Linked DNA regions of Homo sapiens: regions 1 and 3 are each linked to region 2. A link is a contact called in ENCODE Hi-C or POLR2A ChIA-PET data. All regions are on one chromosome and are shown on one strand. The core of a region is the stretch at or near the end of the contact, and the rest is flanking DNA. Distances in the headings are between cores, read along the strand shown. Region 1 has its middle 39 kb from the start of TPRG1. Region 2 overlaps LPP (LIM domain containing preferred translocation partner in lipoma). Region 3 has its middle 63 kb from the start of BCL6.

Region 1 (4,746 bases), core at 1,109-3,608, 810 kb after region 2:
GGCACATACATCATGTGCCATGGGTTCTAGGCACATGCATAGTACCGAGTATGTTGGGTTATAAGCACCATGAGATCTTTCTCATAATTTATAGAAAGAAGAACTCAACTAGACAATAACTATTTTGACTGTCTTTAGGATCCATGATTCCTTTCTGCCTGGGAGAGATTATGAGGCTTCAGAGAATTCAAACATTGCTCCTCATTAAGGAAATGGTGAATTAACTTACATGTAGTACCTGAAAAAATTAAACTTCTATTCTCAGTGCTTTCTTAACTGGCCTAAAATGGACCTTACAGGTATAATCTCAGTAACTCAAATGTTATCAGAGGAAAATGGCCTGGCATGGTCAAAACGTAGCAGATTATTTTAACCAGTAGTTAATAAAACTGAACAACAGCATGAAAGAGAACACCAATAGTCCCTTGACATGGACTGTAATAGGATGAAACTAGAGGCAAATGTAGATTCCCTTCTGTGAGTGTGAGGGCTCTACTATCAAGCAACCATTTATATATTCTGGCAGAATATGAACTGCTTAGGACACACTCATAATGTGATGTGAAGAGTACCAATGTCTGTTAAAAAAATCCATTTGAAAGTACTATTTAAAAAATCCAACAGTAGAGCTATATATTCCAGCTATAACAGGCTTTCATTTACATTCTTCCTCAAATGCAGGTCATAACCTGAGTTTGAGATGCAGGGAATGACCTGCGTTTTAGAGAAGAGGAAAGTGAGGTTCAGGGCCATATGTGATTTTTGCTAACAATGGTGGATCTTGAGCTAGGATCCAAAACTTCTGATTATGAGATGTGTACTTTTTACCTCATGCCATGTTACCTCTGGCCGGTAAAATACCTAAAATTCTGCACAACTCTAAGTAACGTGATCGTATGTCCCACTTTGCCCAGAACAGTTCAGATTTATCCTTTTTGGCAGCATAATTAGTAATAATCTTACCTTTTACTCTAAAAAATGTTTTAAATCGGAGCAGCGATTATGTAGTAATTTCACTGATGGGAGGGCTCAGGGAGATTCCAACTTGGGCTTCAGTGTTTAAATTGGTGCTAAAGAAATCCCTAATGAGTTACTTCTATACATTACAAAAAGGCAATATCATTTAAGATATTATGTAAATATGATACATTCTAATGTTGGAATTATATATAAATATTCATGTGTGTATATGTATACGTGTATATACGTGTATCTATATGTGTGTTTATATATATATAGTTGTCTAGAAAAAAGCTCACTAAAAGGCAAAATTACAATAATTTGAGAATATAAAATCTCCATCTTGAAGGAAACAAGACCATGTAGATAGCAGTTGATAACATAATAATAATTCTTCTCACAAATGCAGTAGGACTTTATATTACTGAGCACTTTCTGATCATATTTTCTCATTTCAACTTTCTAAGAATGCTCAGTCAATAAACGAATCCCCCATTTTGCAGGTGAAGCCAAAATGCAGATACACAGTGAATGAGGCAGATCTGGGACCTCTGAGATTGTCCTCATTAAGACCCTTCAGCACTGACCTTTATCCTTATCCTATATTGGCTTTCAAAGCTAAGAGTGAGACATTGAACTTATAGCCAGAGGCATATTATTATGCTTGTGCTGCTTGTCTCTCATCTCCTTGAGAAGGAAAAGGAGAGCATAATAGTGCCACAGTATAACTCAGGAGAAACTAAGGAAAGCTTCTTTTTTATTTAAAGCCAACGTTTAGCCAATGGTTAATTTCTGTCTCAAGCTATTCAAAGGAATACTAACTAAGATTTGCTGTGACTGCTATGTGATTTATGGCAACTTGCTTTTCTTCTCTAGTCCTCAGTTTCTCCATGTGAAAAATGAAACTTTTAACTAGATCATCTCCATGGTTCTCTCTGGCTCTGATAGTGCACGACTCCCTGATTCTGAACTTCTGGGAAAAGGACAAATTCCAAAGCTGTATTCCAGAACCACCCTGTCTAACTTGGTCTCTTCTTTTCTTTGCATTTGGAGTGAGCCCAAAAGAAAGGTCATTTTTGCAGACATCTTGATGTTGTGCTCCAATGTCCTCATTAAATAACAGGAGCCTGGACTGGCAGGCCCAAGGGAATATTCAATCAAGGAGAAAAAGGCCAAGTCATTACTGGAACCCTATCATCAGAGCTGTAAACACAAGCATCTATTCCTGGGCGTTAGCTGAAAGCGTGTTTGATCGCGTGCTTTCTCTCTCTCCTTATACAGGTTCCGTTTGTCAAATGTGTGCGACCCTTCTGATAAGTCACCAGAGGTGATGAGGGAGAGAGAGAAAGAAAGCAAATTACAACTGTAAAGAGTCTCTGAACAGTGAAAGATCAAAACAGACAGTCTCTGGCTTTACTGGATGAGTCACCATTGCAGCCCGACCGCAAAAACAAGCGTGGCTTCTGTACTTAGCAGCAGTCTTCCTGTCTGGAAAGGAAACATTGCTCAGATTGGAGATACTGGCCATTTTATAGACTTCAAAGCAACTTAGGCCACTGAACTGTCAGGCGGGAAAACAGGTAAAACAATTTTCCTAGCGTTTGTCTGGAGAATCAGCTACTCAAATCTGATTTGAAGCTGCATGGAAATACTTTCATCTTTAGCCAAAGCTGTTTATTTTAAAAAGTTTTAGTATGATGGTCTTCAGTTCCAGTGTAGTATGTCTATTTTTCCTCAAATAATGTAAGTTAGTTTTTTCTGGAAGAGACTTGTTTCCAGGCACTGAGCTAAGTTCTGTGGGGGATGGAGATATAATCAACATGAGGACCTTCTAATGAGGAAGCGGGGCCAGTACACATACCATGACACTATGAACGGAAATATGTACTGAAAACAGGAAAAACATGATACCATGATGGTGCAAGGAAAACAGAGGTGGGTCTTGATGAATGGTCTACCAGAGGAGAGACTAGTGTAAAGAAAGGCCTGTGTGTATTCAGGATTTAGCAATGAGTCTAATTTAGGTTGAAATGTAACATACAAATAAGGAAGTAGAAGAAATAAAACTGGAAAGAGACTGGGATCAGATCTGGAAAGAGTTTGAATGCCAGGATGAAGATTTGAAGTCTTATGCTGTGTGCTAGGGAGACAGGGAGAGAAGAAGTAGTAACGTTATGGGAAGATAATAGTGCCAACTCCAGAGAGGAAAAGGCAAAGGAGCAAGATCAAGATCAGTTAGAAGCCTCTTGCCACAGTTCAGGAAAGAAATTAATTTTGGCCTGATATGGTTTGGCTGTGTGTCCCTACTCAAATGCCATCTTGAATTGTAATCCCCTCGTATTGAGGGAGGGAAGTGACTGGATTATGAGGGTGGTTTCCCCCATGCTGGTCTTGTGATAGTTCTCACAAGACCTGTTGGTTTTATAAGCCCTGCCTACACTTCTCTCTCCTGCCACCATGTGCAGAAGGTCCTTGCTTTCTCCTCTGCCATGATTGTGAGTTCCCTGAGGCCTCTTCAGCCTTGTGGAACTGTGAGTCAATTAAGCCTTTTTCCTTTACAAATTACCCAGTCTCAGGCAGTATCTTTATAGCAGTGTGAGAACAAACTAACACATGGCTCCTCACTTACAGCATTCCATCTCGAGCTAGACAAGAGAAGATCTACAGGAGAGGGTTGTGTTAATGCATCTGAATTTCTAACCTAGTCTATGAGGATATTAATATAAATAAAAGTATTCACCATCACAGAATGGATTAGTGTATGTTAAAGTCATTGAGTGGAGGTGTGTGAGACTCTGAAGACTGTGGCCAACTCAAGTTGACACAACAAAAGAAAGTTGCTCACTTCATAGAAGTGTGGAGGCAAATAGTGTTATCTGGACTACTCATACTGCAGGCTTTATTGCTGCTTGGAATGTTGAATACACATGTTAGCTATTCAACCCATAGTTTCTTTCCATTGTATGGTTTGTTTCCAGTCAAGGTCCCAGCCCTTGGTCTTTGAAAGTAGTGACACCAGGAAGGAAGAGCTTCCACCTTATCTGGTGGCTCTGTCCCTGCTGTGTGTCTGACCGTGGGTAAATCACCTGCCATCTCTGGGGCTTGGTTTCCTCATCTGCAAAATGAACATGTTATGTTCTTCAGTATTCAGGGCCCTTCAAAGTTTCAGCAGTTTAAGTTGTATGTTCAGTACAAGTAGTATCCATTACTAACGTTATCTTTCACAAAATGAACCAATCTCATTGAACCCTCCTAACAGCCCTAGGAATAAGCAGTGGGGGTATCCTTTTTTTTTTTTTTTTTTTTTTTTTTTGAGACAGAGCCTCTCTTTGTTGCCCAGGATGGAGCACAGTGGCATGATCATAGCTCACTGCGGCCTTGACTTCCCTGACTCAAGTGATCCTCCCACCTCAGCCTCCCCAAGTAGGTGGGACTATATATAGAGGCATGCCACCACACCTGACTAATTTATAAAATTTTGTAGAGTTGGGGTCTCACAATGTGGTACAGGCTGGTCTCAAACTTCTGGCCTCAAGCAATCGTCTTTCCTCAGCCTCCCAAACTGCTGGAATTATAGGCATGAGCCACTGCATCTGGATGGTATAATTATTTTAAATACATTTTACTCATATGTTAATAGAGCCACATGAAAGGTAAATAATTTTCACTAGGACTTACAGTGATTTACTGATCTAGTCATGACTAGAGCCTTGACCACCTGACTCCTAGCCCAGTGCTCTCTCCACTCTACCAGGCTGTACTGATCAGTAAAGTACATGACAAGGA
Region 2 (4,521 bases), core at 1,913-4,412:
GGTGAAGTACGCTTCTCATTGCTTCATATCACAGCGTACATGATGTTAATGTGAGTTATTACTGGTGATGTTAATTGTGATAGTGGCCAGTTTTGTTTTATTTTATTTTTTAATAGAAGACCAGTTGTCTGGGACTATACACACTCCAACACATTTGCAAATTGGTGGCAATGATTATTGACTAGTCCTCAAACTACTAACTTCATGATAATGGAAAGCCGAAACTCCCAAATCACATGGACCTCAAAGTTCAATTAGAAAATTTGGTTAGGACCTGACGACAATGTTGCGATTTGCTACAGCCTGCCCTGCAGTCTCAACTCTGGGGTCCCCTCAGTGGTGAGCTCAGTCACAGTGCTGCTTCTGTGTATACTTACCCAGTAAACAACCCAGGCATTGGGGCCTGTCTCAGAAACCACATCTCCAATAGAAAGGAGAACACTTGGGAAAGCAGGAAGGAGTAAGAAACGGAACTCGCCCATTCCTGACAACTAATCCTTTTCCTTTCTAAGTATGGCTTAGTGGATGTCAGCCATTCACTGTTCAGGACAGGATAGGGATGAGGAGAGAATTCTTTTTCATTTGACAAGGACATTGAATTTTCCTTATCCATGGATCAAGACTAGAAGGTATGGAGAGGAAAAGGGCTTCTCATCTCTTTCTTTCAGTAGCTTCATGCACTGATGCATCGTACTTACTGAATGTTTTACCTTCTCTGTGCTCTTCTCAGAGGATGCACAGAGGATTGGGAAGAGGAAGTATTGGTGACTTGATCTAGAAAAAAGAGATTGTTTCAAGCCACAAAAAGTTTGAGGGTAAAATCTCAAGTCCTGTGTGTGATGAATCAGTAGAAAAGGTATCCCAGTGGCCAGTGTGAGTAAGCTGTCATATTTTCGGTAGTAATCCTTGGTCCTGTTTGATTTTCCTCATCCTCACATATAAGATGGAGCCATTTCTCCCTCTGGCGTTTGCCATCACAGTGTCCTGCAGTCTCTTGGTCTTGAGATAGAAGGTTGAGAGAAACACTTTGCAGTATTGGGAGAACTGGGTCTGCCTGTGGGAGTACTTGTATCTCAATCAATATTACAGAACTTGGCTCCTTGTTTCCAACAAATGTTTTGCTCTGTTCTCATCCTGGGAGTTGAAGGTTGAGGCGAGGTGGGAGATGTGCTGTATAATATGGCAGCCACTAACCACATGTGGCTGTTGAGCACTTGAAAGGTGGCTAGTGCCACATGTTGAAAAATAATATTTTGGATATATTTGTAAAATAATTTTTTTCAATGAGCCTTTTGAAATGTGGCTACTAGAAAATTTTAAATGGTGTATGTGGCTCCTATGATAATTCTATTGGATGGTGCTGGCTTAGAGCCTGGGAAGAACATGGATCAGAGTCAATTGACCTTGTGTTCTCCCCTGAGTTCTAATAATATTGTCATTAAAAGGAGAAGCTTCAACAGCCATAATTTTCATTTTAAAAAGTCTAATTCAGAAGAATTGGCTCATTTTATATTATTGCTTGGACTGGAGAAAAATCTGACATTTGGTATTTTCATAATTGAGAACATAACTTGCTGACTTAAAAAAAAAATCACAACATTTTGTGCTTGGCCTTAGGTACCAGCCTTTGAGCTCTTTGAAAATAGGGATTGGGTCTTTTTCTCTTTCTACCATCCTTTTTCCCCCAAAACCACACACTAACACGTAGAAGATGGTTAACTGGCATTTGTTGAAAACCAAAATAACTTTAAATAGAGAAAACTTTGTGAAGCTACCTTGTATTTATGGTTGGAAGAGTGAAATACCTTTATAAGGCATCCCATTTTCTTAAGATAGCCAGCAAAAATGAAGAACATTGATCCAAGTGTTTATTTACTTATTGATTTAATTACCATTCTCATCAGGTGTCCCTGTCATCTCAGCTTATGATAAGGAATCTTTTCAAGATGCTTCACCTCATCACTCTCTAGGTAAAGGGGGACAGAAAAGGATGCTGCTTACATATACGAATCCCCATCTTTGCTCAGATATTATGTCTAAGGGCCTAAGGACTGGATAATCTTATTTTTTCTGTGGCTTGATCCTTTCCAACATTTAATCTATGGAGGTTGTGAGGATAACAATGAAAAGGCAAGTTTAAGCTTGGACTGTAGATACTTTTCACTGGGTGGTTTTATTTTATTATGCTTCATTGTGAACCAGAGCCTCTGTGAACATATGACTTATAGGCCCTCAGGCTTCCACTGTGTCCCTTTCCCTGATTCGTCCTTCTTCACTGCATGCCCTGGTGTTGGGTGAGGGAGCAGGCTTTATGTGATGTCATTTTCTCAGAGCCCTGAGCTGGGAAATTCAAGAGTCTCCATGATTCCTAGTTAGGCATGGAAGAGACCCTAACTGGTCCCTCAGGAACATGTTTGGTTGGTCAGAGGTAACTCTTATAGAATCTATGATGGCTTAGTCGTTCACTCTTCCTAGAAAAGACCTCTTTAAAAAGGCCTTTTGGTTATATACGGCCTGAGTTTTAAGTAATATTTGCAATGTTGATTCTCTGGTAGAAGAGAATGAAAAGTTGTGAGTGCTCTTGGAAGAGTGCCGGACAGCTGTAGTGATGGGAAAAGTATTGGCCTTGGAGTCAGACCTGTGTTTACTTCCTGGCTCTGCTATTTTCTAGTTGTATGACTCTATGCAAGTAACTTCTCATCTCTGAGCATTAATTTCTTCACCTGTTTGACATAGACAATGTCTGCCTCACAAAGTTGTGATATGTTAATGTATGTGGGATACCTATCTCAGGACCCAATACTTAGTCTTTATAAAACACTAAATGAATTGGTTTTCTCATGTATGTCTTATGGTTTTGCTGGTGATGGACCAATAGTCATCTTCCATCTTCACTTTAGAGGTGGGGGAAAAGGGCATTAGAGTGATTGTGTGGTAAAATCCACTCTAATTCTAGCTGTGAGAAAAAGAGCGGTGAAAATGTGGTAAGCAATTGCTTCTAAAAAGCTTGGACTAAAAGCGCTTGATGGATTTGTGCTGGCTTCCCGGTAGACTCATCTCTGTACTGCCCGCACAGCACAATTAATTGTTGTTACTAGAGAAGGAACAAATAAAGAAAAGAGAGAGAGCAGACATAAAAACATCCTTTCATCTTTCTGAAGACAGTCCCCTTTGTCAGATCAGTGGAGCTGTACCTGTGAATCACCTTGGGAAAGCACAGTGTGGGTAACTAGAAGGAAGGTCTTGTGGCTCATTTTGTACCCACTTCCTGGGCTGGGGAAATATCTAAACTAACCTTTCTTACTTGTCAATATCTACTACCGTTCACCATGCATCTTCACAGATGAGGGCCTCTTTCTCACATCTTCACTCCAAACACATTACTGTGTAGACAGCCACTTATTTTCTGGGAAGAAAACTTTGCAAAGCAGTAGCAGAATAAAGTCGAGGGTAAACAGAGGCCATGGAAAAGCACTAGAGTTTGAGTGCAGAGACATGAGTCTGAGCATGAGCAGTGAATAGCTCATGAAACACTCAAGTTGCATTCTCCTTATGTGGAAATAAAATAAGTCATGGTTGTTCTATGCACGTGGCACCTGACCTTGGGTCCTTATTGCTATGCTGCTAGAGTCTATGAATCAAGATTTGCCAGTTGTGATCTTGAAATTTAGTCAGATTAAAAGGGAACTCTGACTTTGAGGGTGAATGCCCCAAGTGGGCATCTTATTCTCCTATGGATTCAGCTTGTTAGGCAGAATGGAAGTGGAGGTCATAGATTTTAGGGTTTTCTCCTGGGATTGAATCCAGCTGAAGCAGGAATGATTCTGGGTGAGCTATATAACGTCTCTGAGCATTAGTTTGTCATTTTCTTACATAGGAATAGAGTTATTGCCAGATTTGGAGATAGTACATGTTGCAATGTGGTTGACACAGAATAAGCTTTCAATAAATGATTGGTATTGTTGTTGTTGTCGTTATTATCTATAACTACAATAATTTCCCTAGCCTTATTTTATAGGGATAGGTTGTGGCAACATGAAATGTGACTTGGAAAACTGATTTGCACTAGATAGATAGAAACCATGTTTTTCTATCTATATAATGAACAATGTCATTTAAGAAAGCTTAGAGGCAATTCCACCAGCACCATCTTCTTTTTTATTTCCATTCCTAGATTATTTGCCCTCAAGTCTTTGGTAATTTCTTTTTGCCACATCTCTTGAATGTTTCTTCTTTACTATATTCCATCTATTATTACCATAAGTCCAACGTTCATCACCTCCTGCTCCACTGTTGTTCCTGTCTCCTGGCTCTCCTAGAGCCTTGGTTCTCAAAGTGTCATTCACAGAGCAGCAGCATCACCCGAAATGCGTCATCTCAAGATCTACCAAGACCTCCTGAAGCATGAGGCATGTTCACCCCCGTGTTGTAGGACCTCCATATAACTCATTTAACTACTTCTCCTGCTCAGAGTACATGCTTGGCCAGTGCGTGTTTGTTCTGCCTCCAGAATGTTTTCTG
Region 3 (4,215 bases), core at 1,461-3,960, 510 kb before region 2:
ACGAGCCAGAGGTGCTGGCAGAGGCAGAAAGGGAGAGAAATAAACCCAGCTTCTTCCTGCCTCCTGCCCCTCTGTCTCCTGACAATGTCTCCCACTGGCTGTGCCCAGGGGAAGCCAGCTGATGTGGGTACTTGGGATACACAAGGGTCATCCCTCTGTGGTTGAGGGAAGAGCAATGAATGGACTAATGAATCCGAGGATAGATTCATTCATTCCTTTGTAGTTAGGTGTGACTGAGTTCCAGCTAACGGAACATGAGTGGAAATATATGTGCCACTTCCAGGCCTGGCTGTGAAAACCTCCCATGCACACTCCAGCATGGTTCCCCCTCCTGCCAGACTGGTATCTATTCCTTCTCTGTGTTGGTCTCCATGAATCTTGAAATATAACTTATTGTTTAAAATCCAAGTTTTTACCATGATTTCTAAGGCCCTTCATCATGTGGCCCTTCCCTAGCTTCCCACTCTCATTCTGTGTGTCCTGCCCTCATTCACACACCACACTGGCCTTTGCTTTGCTCTCAATATCCCAGGCACGTCCCATCTCAGGGCCCTGCACTTGTAGCTTCTGCTGGACTCCTCTCCTCTTGTCTTTCTCTTAACTGATAACTGTTCACCATTTGGATGTCAGCTCGACTGTTATTTAGTTAGGCGACCACTTACTCCATCTAAGAAAGGCCCCCTTCAGCTTAAATGACAGTCACATTTCCTTATTTTATTTTCCTCATGATACCTGAGATGATTTTGGTTATGTGTTTATTTATGTAGCATAACCTTCCCAAACCTGTAAGCCCCTTGAGGATAGGAGCATGATCTTAATATTTGCTATATCCTTGTATCAGTCAGTTAGATGTTCACCAAAATCTTTCTTTTTCTTGAAAATAGAGCAGGGCTCATTTCAGATTCCTTTGTAGTTAGGTGTGACTGAGTTCCAGCTAATGGAACATGTGTAGAAATATATGTGCCACTTCCAGGCCTGGCTGTGAAAACCTCCCATGCACACTCCAGCATGGTCCCCCCTCCTACCAGATGATGACAAGGCCTCAGGGAGTAGTAGAGGGACGAGATGAAAGAAACCTGGCCTCTTGAATGACTAAGTGAAGGAGAGTTGCCCCAGCAACCTACATTCTCCTCCAAGACTGTTATGTGAGCAAGAAATAAGTTCTGTGTTGACTCATTACATGAGGCTACCCTAACTAAAACAATGCCCAATGCCAAGAGCAGTACCTGGTCCATAATTAGCCCTCAATGAACAGTGATTGAATGACTGACTATTACACACTTAATAATGATGTGTTCAGTGATGAAATGTCTTTTCCCAACACTCGTTCTTCATTTACTAAGCTCCCTGAGGACAAGGATGTTTTATCAATCTCTATACACTCTGTGCTTTCCACTGTACCTAAACCTCAGTAGTCATTCAATGGATGTGTGTTGCATTGAGTTTCCAGGCAATGTAAGGGAGACAATGACTGGCAAAGCATGGTCAAGATGCACGAGCATGAGGAGGTGTTAGACATGCCTGTGACCACCAATGTTGGTGCAGTTCTTGCAAGCTTACCAAGGGCTCTTCACCTGCTTCTTATTTGTAACAACAATTCTGAAATGTAATAACTTTTATAATTCCCATTTTAGACATAATAAATATGAGTTCACAAAGGGATCTTTGCTCAAGATTTTACTTTTTAAAGTGATAAAGCTAGAATTCATTCATTGTTTTGTTTTTTTTGAGAGGGATTATCACTCTGTCACCCAGGCTGGAGTGTGGTGGTGTGATCTCAGCTCACGTCAACCTCCCCCTCCTGGGTTCCAGCCATTCTCCTGCCTCAGCCTCCTGAGTAGCTGGGATTACAGGTGCCCACCACCATGCCCAGCTAATTTTTGTATTTTTAGTAGAGATGGGATTTCACCATGTTGTCCAGGCTGGTCTCAAACTCCTAACTTCAAGTGATCCACCCACCTCGGCCTCCCAAAGTGCTGGGATTACAGGTGTGAGCCACTGCGCCCGGCCCAATTCATTGTTTAAGAATACTTATTGAGTGCCTAAGATGGGCTAGTGCCCTGGCTGAATCTTCTGCACCTACTAGGGGCTTAGGAAATATGAGAACTCAAAGTTCTGAAGAAATTGGAATTACCTCCCAGAAGACAAATGGGAGGCTCCAGGCTCCAGCCGAGGACTGAGAAAATTGCCTGTGTCATGCAGCCGACGTGTTGAGCTGGGATGCCACTGCTGCTGCTGTGTGCCTTATGCAAGTTTCTGGGTGGTCTGCCAGACTCTCCTGGAATCAACAACAGCGCAGGGACCCCCTTTGCAGCTCTTCTACTTGCCCGGGCTAATGGCCCTGGCATTCTAAGTCTGCCCTTTTCCATACATTCTTTCCTCCTTTCTGTGCCAGGATTTCAGTAGATGATTTAGAGTGAGTTCCGGGCCATTTAGCTCAGAGATTTGGGTGAAAGTTTCCTCCCACCCATCCCAGGCCTCAGATAGCCCATCAGGGTATGACCAGGTCCTGTGAAGGAAGGGGAAGAAAAGCTTGTGGAGATTTTCAGGCACAGGGTAGGAGACGTTTCCTCAGCTGCTGCATTTGCCTACTGTAATCTGGCTGTACAAGGCTTGTCAATAATAGATTGGTTGAAAATGTAGGACAAAAAACTCAGGAAGACGTAACTTGCCTACACAGAGACTGCAAAGGCCCCTGGAGGGTTGCTGGCAGGCTGGATGATTTGTCGCTGCAAAGAGGGAAGGCGCTGTTGCCTGAAGGGGCAGGTGGCCGAAAGAAAAGAGGAAGATTAGATGACCAGTTCTTCACAGGGGTTCAGCCTTTACCAGCCTGGAGACACTCCTCTCTGTGCTTGAGCGCCTCTCTCTGTAAATAAATCCAGGCTGCTCTTACAGTGCAGGATGTCCCACATACCGTACATCTGAGGTGGGGTGAAATACAAATATGCCTTTTCATAATAGCTTTACACCTGGTGCAGCAGAGGACTGGTTTATTACCTTGGTAAACAAAAGTTAGAATTCAAGCAAAGTACAAACTTTGCCGAAGGCACTTCTGACAGTGCACCTTGTGTTTGTGAAGTGAACTCGATATATATACGATGTGAAGCAATGGAAGGCTGGGCTTTTTCTTTCTTTCTTTCTTTCTTTCTTTTTTTTTTTCACTTGTCTGATTTGCAAGGTTTAAAAGTTCACGTGTGTGTGTGTGTGTGTGTGAGAGAGAGAGAGAGAGAGAGAGAGAAAGGTTGGGGGAATTTACTTTGGCTCTGGCTTTTTCCAGCATTTTGAAATCATGCTGTTTAGCGTGGAAAAAAATATGTGAGCCAATTTATATTGTTTTCCAGAGAGAATGTACTTCTTGCTGCTCTCAGAGTGACAATGAGAATTTTTGGGTTGGAGACAGGGTAAACCAGTTTGGGGAACACACAAAGGAACCAGGATTTGCATTAAATCTAACTTAAATTAAACAATAAAAAATAAATATTTATTCAGTGCATTTTTTTTTGCACCAAGCACAGAACCAAAAACTTTCATCACCATTATTTCATTTAGTCTTCTCAACCGCATGAAGCAGGGATTCTTGATCAAAATATCCATTTCACAGGTGAGGAAACTGAGGCTATGGTTGCTCAAGTATTCAAGCTTGTGTGTTCTAATTCTAAATTCAGGTTTTTATGCATGTCCCCTAAGCTGTGCACGGGATCACAGACTATATGGTGTCCTGTCACTTTGCTTCTTTTTCCTGAACCCCCGCATTTTTCAGCCTTGTTCTCTGCCTCAATGAATAGTGATTGTGCCACTTCCAGGCCTGGCTGTGAAAACCTCCCATGCACACTCCAGCATGGTCCCTCCTCCTACCAGGTGATGACAAGGCCCCAGGGAATAGCAGTACTTGGGGAAATGACTGATCTTCTCCGTTCTTTGGTGTATTTCTGCCCAGATGATCTCCATACTGCTTACTTATCACCTAGTCATTTGAGCTGCCCTACGACCAGCCAGCACCTTCATGCATTCCAATACCAAGGATCTGAAACATGTGGATTAGATTTCCCCTCAAAACACACATAAGCCGAAAAGCTAAGGCAGAAAGTGCAAAGCAAGAACACATCTTATGTTTGGTTAGCTCCACAAATGCCTCTGCATTCTCCCATCCCCAGCTTGAATAAATCAGATAAGCTTCAGCAAAAGCATCTGAACTTTTTGGATTCTTTTCCCAAA

What was found. Hi-C counts contacts between places; a loop is a spot of excess contacts on that map. ChIA-PET counts read pairs that join two places held with the same protein, here RNA polymerase II (POLR2A). Pooled maps may share reads with other maps.
Region 1: a map of naive thymus-derived CD4-positive, alpha-beta T cell shows a loop between it and region 2 (7-fold over the local background). The contact joins two enhancer-like sites. A Hi-C loop is called at or near these places in 1 of 168 maps with a recorded cell type or tissue (naive thymus-derived CD4-positive, alpha-beta T cell) and 9 of 50 pooled maps. POLR2A ChIA-PET finds 5 or more read pairs at or near these places in 1 of 52 experiments (activated CD4-positive, alpha-beta T cell).
Region 3: a loop to region 2 is called in a pooled map, with 2.6 times the contacts of the local background. The contact joins two enhancer-like sites. A Hi-C loop is called at or near these places in 1 of 168 maps with a recorded cell type or tissue (naive thymus-derived CD4-positive, alpha-beta T cell) and 8 of 50 pooled maps. POLR2A ChIA-PET finds 5 or more read pairs at or near these places in 1 of 52 experiments (activated CD4-positive, alpha-beta T cell).

What each region holds. Positions count from the first base shown.
Region 1 is chr3:189,130,158-189,134,903 of GRCh38, forward strand. It overlaps a transcript of TPRG1 not described here. Among named protein-coding and RNA genes, the nearest start is that of TPRG1, 39 kb to the right of the region's middle. RefSeq lists enhancers at 1,646-2,845, 2,283-2,352. Within about 2 kb of position 2,359, at least 23 of the 41 ENCODE cell types and tissues checked have a DNase peak (open chromatin) inside an H3K27ac peak, as active enhancers do.
Region 2 is chr3:188,320,074-188,324,594 of GRCh38, forward strand. The region is part of intron 2 of LPP (LIM domain containing preferred translocation partner in lipoma); the gene reads left to right. Among named protein-coding and RNA genes, the nearest start is that of FLJ42393, 140 kb to the left of the region's middle. Within about 2 kb of position 3,163, at least 4 of the 41 ENCODE cell types and tissues checked have a DNase peak (open chromatin) inside an H3K27ac peak, as active enhancers do.
Region 3 is chr3:187,806,198-187,810,412 of GRCh38, forward strand. No RefSeq gene overlaps it. Among named protein-coding and RNA genes, the nearest start is that of BCL6, 63 kb to the left of the region's middle. Within about 2 kb of position 2,711, at least 10 of the 41 ENCODE cell types and tissues checked have a DNase peak (open chromatin) inside an H3K27ac peak, as active enhancers do.